Regions from separate parts of the Homo sapiens genome. Here all the other regions are linked to region 2. The links are chromatin contacts, found by Hi-C or POLR2A ChIA-PET in ENCODE. All regions are on one chromosome and are shown on one strand. The core of a region is the stretch at or near the end of the contact, and the rest is flanking DNA. Distances in the headings are between cores, read along the strand shown. Region 1 has its middle 87 kb from the start of HTR2A. Region 2 overlaps LRCH1 (leucine rich repeats and calponin homology domain containing 1). Region 3 overlaps LCP1 (lymphocyte cytosolic protein 1). Region 4 holds the start of HTR2A (5-hydroxytryptamine receptor 2A).

What was found. Hi-C counts contacts between places; a loop is a spot of excess contacts on that map. ChIA-PET counts read pairs that join two places held with the same protein, here RNA polymerase II (POLR2A). Pooled maps may share reads with other maps.
Region 1: a loop to region 2 is called in a pooled map, with 3 times the contacts of the local background. The contact joins two enhancer-like sites. A Hi-C loop is called at or near these places in 3 of 37 single-sample maps with no recorded cell type and 2 of 50 pooled maps.
Region 3: a pooled map shows a loop between it and region 2 (3-fold over the local background). The contact joins two enhancer-like sites. A Hi-C loop is called at or near these places in 1 of 168 maps with a recorded cell type or tissue (GM12878), 5 of 37 single-sample maps with no recorded cell type and 2 of 50 pooled maps.
Region 4: a loop to region 2 is called in a map of heart right ventricle, with 5 times the contacts of the local background. The contact joins the promoter of HTR2A here to the enhancer-like site in region 2. A Hi-C loop is called at or near these places in 1 of 168 maps with a recorded cell type or tissue (heart right ventricle). POLR2A ChIA-PET finds 5 or more read pairs at or near these places in 1 of 52 experiments (activated CD8-positive, alpha-beta T cell).

The regions. Positions count from the first base shown.
Region 1 is chr13:46,982,603-46,985,302 of GRCh38, reverse strand. No RefSeq gene overlaps it. Among named protein-coding and RNA genes, the nearest start is that of HTR2A, 87 kb to the right of the region's middle. Within about 2 kb of position 1,307, at least 5 of the 41 ENCODE cell types and tissues checked have a DNase peak (open chromatin) inside an H3K27ac peak, as active enhancers do.
Region 2 is chr13:46,574,594-46,577,293 of GRCh38, reverse strand. All of the region lies in intron 1 of LRCH1 (leucine rich repeats and calponin homology domain containing 1), which reads right to left. Among named protein-coding and RNA genes, the nearest start is that of LRCH1, 23 kb to the right of the region's middle. Within about 2 kb of position 1,258, at least 7 of the 41 ENCODE cell types and tissues checked have a DNase peak (open chromatin) inside an H3K27ac peak, as active enhancers do.
Region 3 is chr13:46,164,387-46,167,086 of GRCh38, reverse strand. All of the region lies in intron 1 of LCP1 (lymphocyte cytosolic protein 1), which reads left to right. Among named protein-coding and RNA genes, the nearest start is that of LCP1, 16 kb to the left of the region's middle. Within about 2 kb of position 1,411, at least 6 of the 41 ENCODE cell types and tissues checked have a DNase peak (open chromatin) inside an H3K27ac peak, as active enhancers do.
Region 4 is chr13:46,895,687-46,898,386 of GRCh38, reverse strand. HTR2A (5-hydroxytryptamine receptor 2A) reads left to right here and starts at 1,334. Exons shown (of 4, transcript NM_000621.5): 1 at 1,334-1,713; 2 at 2,153-2,700. The coding sequence starts at 2,481.

The sequences.
Region 1 (2,700 bases), core at 58-2,557, 410 kb before region 2:
CATAACTCACATTTCTGGTTTTTTTAAATGAATTTATCAACCAAATGTGATTAGGTACAGGCATGTTTTGTATCTGCAGAATCCAGGAACAACCTCTACCATTCTTATAAATCAAAGATTGGTGAGCTATCAGTACTATGGTCTGAGTATAGGGAAATTCAACTAATACATTTTGTATAAAACCAACCAGAGGCAGGAATAGGCTGTTTATAATTTAAAGAGATTCATTCAACCTATACTGACCTTTCCTTCTCTATGATATTTAAATTCACATACAACACACTTGATACTTCTCTAATAGTTACATATCTGTTAGTTTTTCTCCCCAAATTATTCAATGTTTTTGAGAGGAAACAGAATTGTTTGAACTACATTTAATGAACAAATACATTTCTCTCAAAAGACTATCAGTGCCAGGCATGGTGGCTCACACCTATAATCTCAGCACTTTGGGAGGTCGAGATGGGGAGATCACTTGAGATCAGGAGTTCGAGACCAGCCTGGCCAACATGGCAAAAACCCCTCTCTACTAAAAATACAAAAATTATCCAGGCTTAGTGGCACACACCTGTAATCACAGCTACTCGGGAGGCTGAGGCAGGAGAATCGCTTAAACCCGGGAGGCAGAGGTTGCAGTGAGCTGAGATCATGCCAATGCACTCCAGCCCGGGAGACAGAGTGAGACTGTCTCAAAAAAAAAAAATGTTTATTGAAGTTCCGATGAAAATTAATTTGGAGTAATTGAGGCAATAGAGTGAGACTCTGTCTCAAAAAAAAAGAACATTAAAATTAATTTCATACTAATTAAATCTAATGTACAAACTAAACTTAGTTTCACCTCTAATTTAGTCTTTACATATATGATTCCCAAGAAAAATACCACAGGTTACAGAAATCCAACTATTTCAGTTTCAAAGGGGGAAAAATAAGCTATTATATGACAAGCTAGTCAACAGATTCCTAAATCAGCCAGTTATTACTGATGTTATTCTTTTCAAGGGAAAGTAGACTATGCCAAAATTTTCAAAAATACAAATGTATATTTAATCCAAAATAACACTGCAATGACAATGATCTCAGTACCTCAGGATATACTCAGTAAATAAACACTTTCTGGCTGATGAATAGGTGCAGAGGTCAATAATGTGCTCCTAACAGGACTGCTCTTACATGAAAGGCATGATTCACAAGAGGAAGTTCCTGTTACTACACCCCAAAGGGTTCTCAAGGCCTGAATGCCTTCCTAGAGATACTTGTGTTTGCATGCCAAGCCATCACATAAAACTGAAAGCACAGAAAAGGTCTCACAGGTGTCTTAAAGATACAAGTACAGCAGGACAGCAGAGGTGTAGTGAGCTGGTAGCTGGACTCGGGATCTGGAAGATGGAAACAAAGAGTATAGGGTATGCCATAGGTCTCAATATTATAATGTTGGACAAAAGCCTGTGGTTGAAAAGATAATGAACATGCAGTTTAGTGACCAAAATAAGGGAGTGAATGTACGGAAAAACATTTTTCACAATGCCTACCTTACAGCATGTGCATGATAGGTGGTTTTTTAATGATTTTGTAGTATATGGGATCAGAAGCCCTGTCTGCAAAACTCCATACAAGGTCCCTCTCTCCCTGCCCATGACTACCAGCCACATTCTGAAAGGAATGGGTATGATGACCTGCAGGGGGATCGATGCCAGATACTAACAAATTATACCCCAGTGAAAATTCAGCAGAAGAGAGGAGTTCAAGATGGGAAAATCCCTTCTCATTTGGACCCACTTGGTCTCTGCAAAAAGCCATTCCTGCCACCAGCACCCAGTGGGCTGTGCTGTTCATGGGGGATACACAGCCTGGTGCTAAATGGAGCGCTGCTGCTAAAATCAGCTTATCACAGCTCTGCTCTTTTCTTCTTTTGACCAAGCTTGCATCACAGGGACCACAACAAAGAAAGGGCTTCCTGCATTTTGCAGAAGTGAAAAAAGATCAAAGATTCAGTCTGGGACAGACCTGAGAAGTTCAGTGGCCACATATACAAAGCCAAAATCGATGTACAGTCAGAGAAGGGAACCTCAGATTTGAGATTGAGACTGTGATGAAAAGTCCAGGCAATCAATCTAGGTCTGATAAATCAGTTTCCTAATTTTACAGACAGGAAAACCATATTTGAGAACTATTCCCACGTGCCTTCACCAGCCAGTAAAAGAGGGACAAGAACCCTACCTACCAGGGCCCAGTGCCAACATCTGTTCTGCCACAGTGCTATTCCTCAGAACAAGGGTTAGTGAACACACCTGGCTAGGGATGCTAAGGGCTAAGGCAAGTTCTGGTGAAGCTTCCCTGAACTTCCTGTTCCAAAACCAATCACCCTCCTCCATCCATGTAAAAGGGAAGGACACCTATTTCTAATTTCAGACCTAGCTCCCTCTATACTTTTACTCACCCCTTCTTACTGCCTTACACCAGGGAAACCCTATATTGCATAGATACACATCTATATATAATGTTGTAATTATTATTCTATGTCTTTTCAAAAGCAAAGATAATTTGTTTTAAAAAGGCAAAACTATGGAGACAGTACAAAAGCTCAGAGGTAGCTGGGGTTTGGGGATAGGGAGGAAGGAATAGGCAGAGCACAGAGGATTTTTAAGGCAGTGAAAATACTCTGTATGATACTTTAATGGTGAACACATGACATTATACATT
Region 2 (2,700 bases), core at 9-2,508:
AAATCCCATCTCTACTAAAAGATACAAAAATTAGCCAGGCATGGTGGCGTGTGCCTGTAATCCTAGCTACTTGGGAGGCTGAGGTGGGAGGATCATTTGAACTCTGGAGGTGGAGGTTGCAGTGAGCCGAGATGGCACCGAGGTTGCACTCAGCCTGGGCAACAAGAACGAAACTCTGTCTCAAAAAATAATAATAAAATAAAAGAAGGACTGGGGCCCACCCTCAAGTCAGAGACCTTTTCCTGCTGGCCTGAAAGAAAAAAGGCCACCATGAGTTCCACAATCACAAGGGACCGAATCCTGCCAACAACCTCGAAAGCTTGGAAAAGGACTCCAAGCTTCAGATGAGAGAAGCCCCAGCCAGTTCCTTGAGTACAGCCTTGTGAGACCTAGGGCAGAGAATCCAGCCAAACTGTGTCTGGACTCCTGATCCATAGAAACTGTGCCATCATAAATGTGCATCATTTTAAGCCACCAAATTTGGGGCAATTTCTTATGAAGTAATGAAAAACGAATACAAATGCCAACATAGTCCTAGCACTGTAATGGAATGCTGGAGACTGTAGACAGAGAAGTGCAATACAGTAAGGTGAATAATGATAAAGGGTAAATATAAAATTCTACTGAACCTCAGAAGGGAGCCTCTAATCCTGGCTGGGCCAGGTTGAGAACATTGAAAGGAAAGAGGCATGGCTCTCCAATATTCCGAAGGACACCACAGGAGACAACATGTAAAGCTCAGGGCTCTAATCAACGATAGCAATGTGAACATGTTGTGATAGCCTCCTTGGTCTCAGAATGGTCTCAAAATATGCACAGATCATTGGCATAGGGAGCGCAATTATTTCTGCTGAGTTCAGCAGCAACTGACAACTTCACTCAGGACTCCCAGTTATCAGAAGCCAAGGCATTTAAATGGTTTCACTTGGGAATTCTAACAAGTTTTTTCCCAACAATCTTAAGTCTACGGAAAAAAATTAGAACAAGACATTCTTATTTAGGGCCTGCCTAAAGGGAGCATTAGTATTAAAATATGCTGCCATGCATGAGAACCTTGCTAAAACTGCCTTTGAGTTTCTTGTTTCTCTGGCTTAGGAGACTGCCCCATAAGTTACATGAACAAAAGGCTCACGGCAAATGTCTAATCCAGCTGGCTTTCTCCTGGTCGCCAGCAAGCCTCAAGCCTGCCACTTTCTTTGGCCATAATCAGCATGTGCTTAAGGAATGCTGACTAATTCCAACGTTTGTCCAGGCAGGACACAGGGAGGTAAATCCACTGCCAAAAATAAAAATGCATTCCAAAGTCGAGTATTAGGTCACTCTGAGATGATGTACTATTTTATATCACTCCTGCCAATCCTGTGCTGCCGTTAATCAAGCTCATTCTCTCTCCCTCTGGACTTCTCAATGGATCCTCTTCACTCAAGGACTCAGGAGCCTGCTTCATTCTCTCATTTTAGCCAAAAAGAGCTTCATACATGCATTTCAGGAAAAATTTAAAGAGAGAGAGAAAGAAAACATGACTTACCTAAATATAAATTAGGCAATGGTTTCTGTATCATTCAATTCCATTTAAATCCATCCCATGAGCACACACTGATCTTGCTTTCAAGTCATTGTCCAAAGTTGAGGAAGTGTTGCTGACATCTAGTCAACACAAGAAGCTGACAAGCAACAGCTGTGCAATGCTTTGAAAACCCCTTCTGGAGGATTTTTGCAAGTAGGAATGAGACCACATCCCCCCCACAACACACACACACACACACACACACACACACACACATTCATGCACAGATTTTTCAGTTATGCTGCAGAGCAATGTGTCCTTCAACTTAGAGAATCATTTGTGTGCACAGCACATGAATGAGAAAGCCCTCCCACGCCCAGTTCTATCACCAGAGTCACAAGGTTGCAGTAAGAGCTCTTTATTTAGATAATCACACACGCATCTTGTGGTTCTGTGACTCTAAGTCATACGATAGACTATCTTCATCAATGTCTGGGGTGCACAGCTGAGCTTAAACTCCACTCCTAAAAAAAAAATTAATACAATTATTTGTGCTGGTGATGATAGAGGGGACCAGCAGCACTGCACCCTATCCAGCAGTTCTCTGTTCCTGTGGTCAGAGTCATTGACAATGTAGAACAGGAATGAAAGGAAGGCTGGACCCTAAAGAGGATTTCTGCCTATTAAAAGATGATGGTTCTTGTCCAGTAGGTATATTTTGGTTGGAACTTTTCATTTATCCCACTATCCATTGATCAAAAGGATTGGAAACTGTTATTCCAATATTCCAGAATGTGCTTATAGATACATCATGTAAACCTCATCCAAAGGCTAAACAGAATATTTATTATTACCACTGCCAAAAAGGACTTTGTTTGGATTTTGCTTTCCAAACACACAAGGAAAAAATTAAGAAAAAGCAATAAATAGCCCATACACCAAAAAAAAAAAAAAAAAAAAAAAACCCCACACACAAATAAATGCCAGACAACCGAAAGTAAACAAGTGCTTCATAATCATTTTTAAGTTACATGGGTTGACTTTTTAAAAAACCTTTTAAATGATTAAAATGTGTTTAACTTCCTTTTACAAGTTTTAGAATATGCGTATAAGTTTGTATGTTTGAAGAGAGGGAATAATTGAGAAGGAAATGCTTTAAAAAGTGGGGAAGTGGGATCTACAAATAATTATTT
Region 3 (2,700 bases), core at 162-2,661, 410 kb after region 2:
TTGAGAGAATCCATGTATCTGCAGGGAGAAAAAGGACAATCTGGAGGAGATTCTGACTTGACAAAAAGATTCATCAGAGTCCCTTTAACTGGCCATCTGTTTTTAAGGCCATTTATAATTATTTGGTTTCTTAAAAACAAAGTCATTTTAAAATTATATTTTCTGAATCATCCTTTATGTAAAAGTTAGTCATATCTGTATCCATAGAGATATGATATCCCAAGAATATATAGTAAATTCCATATATTCGCAAAGTAAGATCTCCTACAGTGGTCTACTTTATAAAATGAAGGGGACAGGATTAAGTAAAAGCAATGTTTTTTCCTTAAATAGATTAATCTTGATGGCTTTTTAAAAATGTATGGGTATTTTATTTTGCTTCATAGTCCTACATATTTTATTTTTCGTTTCTTTAGTTGTCATAGTCTAATGCTAAAGCTTACAATATTAATGTTATTCTAGATGATGTGTTCTTTTGGATTACTGATTGTTCTTGAGATGTTTGGAAGTTGTATAATTTCCCCTCTGGAAATGTACTGAAATTTATTGAGGCAGAGCTAGGAACTTGAGTCCTGAGTGTCCGGTTTGACTTTAACTACTGAATCAAGTTGCAGGAAAAGTGGGGCACATTCAAAAGAGTCCCTTGGCAAGGTGATACCAGGTCACAGATGCCTCCCTGATCCTGGCAGGTTATATGATTCAGCATCAGTATATTGAATCAAAATACTGACTAGCCCAGCACTACCATCTTTCAGAAATGATTCCACCCCTTGAGCATCTCTCTCTAGACAGGTCACCTTTTCTAGCCTTTCTGCTTTTAATTATCAGTTATGAAACTCCCCAGAGAAAATTCCATTTACATTTTTACATTTACTTTAGAGGATGTTTTTTCTTCTGTAAATTCTGCAGCACTGTGTTCAAGAGTAAACTCCCACAAATTGTTTCTATATTCAGACTTTAGAGAACTTAAGTTCAGGTACTTTTATGATAACTCATCCTCAGAAATTCCCTTCGCTACTGACTTGGGAAATACCAGCACCCTTTAAGCAGAAACTCAAAACTCACTGATTTAAGAAATGAACAGGCTTTGTGGCTTTTGCAGTTTGAGGTGGGGCTTTTTTTTTCTTAAGGTTTTAAAAATAATATAATTTTTTAAAATGAACAACCAATGCTTTTTTTTTGGCCAACGTCTTGAGATTCTACAACTATTGATTTAATAAATTTAAGTGCTCTCACATGCACTCACACAAAAAACTAGCAGCCCAGACGTGACCTTGATGAATGAGTTGTCTTTTTATAATAGATTTTTGATTTGGGCAGTAATTCAGAAGGGGATTTCCCAGATTGACCACGGATTTGCAGAAGACCTGAAAATGGTTTGTGGCAGGGCATATTTAGATGATGTAGTCATTAAAAAGGGCCACACTCAATGCAGGAGCAGTCGGGCAGAGCTGAAGAAACCACTCACTTATACCTTGGAAGATACATGCTTTCTTTAGCCCCTCCTTTTAAGCTCCAGATGCCTCAGCATGCCCATTACTGCAGCAGTATCTGTATAGTTTGCTGCCTATATGGTGCCAGTAATTTGCAAACTAAAGCCATCACCAACTAATCTTACTTATATTACTTATTAATCTTATAATATTATCATAACCCATATTTTCAAATATGCGTGAATTAAAATGGGTGCATTTTTGTTTTTTTTTTGTTTTTGAAATGGGGTCTCGCTCTGTCACCCAGGTTGGAGTGCAGTGGCATGATCTCAGTTCACTGCAACCTCCGCTTCCTGGGTTCAAGTGATCCTCCCACCTCAGCCTCCCGAGTAGCTGGGATCACAGGCATGCACCACCACACCTAGATAATTTTTGTATTTTTGGTAGAGATGGGGTTTCACCATGTTGCCCAGGCTGGTCTCGAACACCTAAGCTCAAAGCAATCCGTGCACCTCGGCCTCCCAACATGTTGGGATCACAGGCATGAGCCACTGCACCTGGCTCAATGTCTTTCTTAAAAATGATCTGGTCTGCCTGTTTTTACACTAATTATGTCCTCTTCCTGCTGCTTTGCTTTGTGAAATTACTGCCCTTTGCACATTCAGTTTAATTACTTAAAGGTCTCTGCTCAGTTATGGACCTTAGGGGCCCTTTTAATGGTAACTCCATCCTTTTCCTGCTCTGCTCATCAGCACCTGCATTTACAAGCTCCAGCCTGGCATTGCCTTGAGAATTTGTACATGGATAAAACATTTCTTCTCATTAGAACTTCAGTTTCCTTATTTATAAAATGAGGACATTGTAATAAATTATTTATGAGGTTCCTTCTGTCTCCAAAAGTTAGGTTGTGTTTCCAGGATATGCTGCTCATGCTGATGGTAAAAGGGACTCTCTCCAGATATCTATTCATGTTTCTGCCCAACAACAACAAACAGTATCACAGCAATGTCAGTTGCTGATTATCCCTTCTCCACTTTACCTTTTAAACTAAGTTAATCCACTTCTCTTTTGCATTTGCTGTTAAATCACTGAAGCATTTTGGATTTTTTAAATTTAAAGGTGTTCTTGCTGTTTGACTTCTCTGAGTTTATCCTCTCCACTCATAAATCTCGTAGAAAAATATTGTTACAGATGCTCAAGGCTTTTCATCTTGACCTACCTGCTGTGGTTTAAAAATAATATGATTTTAAAATACATGTACTTTCTA
Region 4 (2,700 bases), core at 85-2,584, 320 kb before region 2:
TCAGTTTAGCTTCACTACAATCTTATGAGGAAGGTATTATCCCATTTTACAAGTGAGAAGACTGAGCTTTAAAGGGAGCAACTAGATGAGGCGAGGTTCTACTGTTTATGAGTGATAGAGCTAGGATCCAAAACCAAGGAACTCTAAGGTCTGTGTTCTCCGCTGCCTGCTCGCCAGCGTGCATATTTAACGTGGAGGGGTAGGAGGGTGGCAGGCATGGCAGTGAGGGGGGCACTAAGGCACCCACCCAGGAAATAGGTGGCTAGATCTCGACCACAGGGTGCCAGCTGCAGGCTGCAGGAGAGGACATGTGAGAAACACGCATACAGAGGTAGCACCGGAGACGAAGTGGGATCTGGCAGCGAGAATGAAGGAAGAGTCGCGGATAACAGCAGCTGTCTGAAGAGGTGGTGATTCCATCATGCAAGCCAATGGGTAGGAACAAGCACTGAGAGCCGGGCAGGGGGATGCGGAGTGAGGGAAGATGCTGAGGTCAAGGTCTCCCAGGCTACCATGGAAGGAGCCAATGGGCAGCTAGAGATTTAGGTCTGGAACTGAGAGAAATAATCAGCTATGAAGGTACAGACTTGGCCACAAACATATTGAAGGCATGAGAGTGGTTGAATTTGTCCAGGGAGAATGTGAAGAACAGAAGGTGATAGAACTGTAGCAAAACCCAACTATTGAGGAAAATATTTTCATGCCTGCAAAAAGAGAGAGATCGAACTGCCTCCTTTAGAAACCTACTTGGGAAAGGGCTTTCTTTACAAGTAAGGCAAGTTGTCATTACTGGTGGGGGAAAAAAATTGGTACTGCGAAACCAACTTATTTCCTACCACATGTGAGGTTTTGAATAATATCTGGGTGGCATATTTCTGCTGAAGAAAATAAGCCAGTTCAATGGTGTATCTATTAAATAAAAATAGTGCTAATAGTTTATCAGAGTTATCACCACAGACGTGCCTAGCCACCCTGAGCCTATGTGGCCAATGTCAGTAATTCCACTCTGGACACAAACACTGTTGGCTTTGGATGGAAGTGCCGGACACTCACAGCACTCCGAGGACATACTGTTTTCTAGCCTTATTTATGTTCTCTCTTCACCCTTCAGCCTAAAAAATTACCACAGTGCCACTTACCTACCTTAATGGGAATCTGCACAAAAGGCCATTTCTCCAGTTTCTCTCAAAAGCAAAGGAAAACTTCCCAATATTAATATGTAGCAAAAAGAGGGAGAAGAAAAAGCCTGTTTGGTCCGCCCTCCTGGCTGTTGCTACCTTGCAGCTTATGACATACACATAGAGGGAGGTCTGATGAAATGAACGAGACAGTCAGAGAGCTACTCCATTCCCGTGGAAACCAGGAGTCCCTTGGTGCAGACAGCTCTTCCTACTTTCCCATGCAGTTCTTTTGTGCGACTTTGAGGGGCTCGTGAATGATTTCTAAATGTGTGCCTGCTGAGGCGAGCCGCACAGGGAGGGAGGAACCCAGCCGAGCCGTGCCAGAGGAAGCCAACAGGATCCTAGCAGTGCGGGAGCTGGCTCAGCTCTTGCATGCAGTTTTTGAAGTCAGCAAAACAGAAACCAAATTACTATCATATTATGCTGGTGGAAGATCAAGAAGAGGGGACTCTACACCAGTTTAATTACTGTGAGAGATGCAGCGAGTCACAGAATAACAAATGTATCTCATGTGTGGACCCTGAAGACAAATGTAAGTTCTCATGCCGCTATATTTTATTGCTGTGTAATTTTCTTTCCGGTTTGAAATCATGCTTGGCCAACATGTAATCATTTCAATGAGAATTTCCAGGGAGGAAAGTTGTCTGCTAATCTTTACTTAAGACTTTTTTGTTTTCCTTTTATTAGCTAAGCAACATTATAGGAGCTGAAATTCCTGACAGCAGCTGTGGCAATTCAGCTTAAGAATGGCTGAGAACTGTAACCCAAAGTACATCCAATTACTATGGGATTAACACTGGATGTATTTTTAATTGACTTTCTTAATGTAGAATGTGTACATCCCCACTGTTTCTGATTGCATGCTATTTTAATAATACTGTTGCTAAACTAGTACCATCGGCATAACCAACAAAATGAGATATAGTTAAACAAGAGTCCCAGTAGTTATAAAACTTTTCTTCTTTGTCCAGGACATTTATCTTCCCGAGCGCTCAAAAAAAACCCTGCAACCTCTATGCTAAAAGTTCATTCTGCTTTTTTGTCCTCGGTTTGGTGAGAAAATAATAAAACCAAACAGTGGACTCTCCTAAAATTGTGAATGAAGAAAACTTACAGCCACCACAGTTCAGTTCTTTAACTATCATTGTAATAATGGAAGACAAAAATCCAGCCCCGGGAGAACAGCATGTACACCAGCCTCAGTGTTACAGAGTGTGGGTACATCAAGGTGAATGGTGAGCAGAAACTATAACCTGTTAGTCCTTCTACACCTCATCTGCTACAAGTTCTGGCTTAGACATGGATATTCTTTGTGAAGAAAATACTTCTTTGAGCTCAACTACGAACTCCCTAATGCAATTAAATGATGACACCAGGCTCTACAGTAATGACTTTAACTCCGGAGAAGCTAACACTTCTGATGCATTTAACTGGACAGTCGACTCTGAAAATCGAACCAACCTTTCCTGTGAAGGGTGCCTCTCACCGTCGTGTCTCTCCTTACTTCATCTCCAGGAAA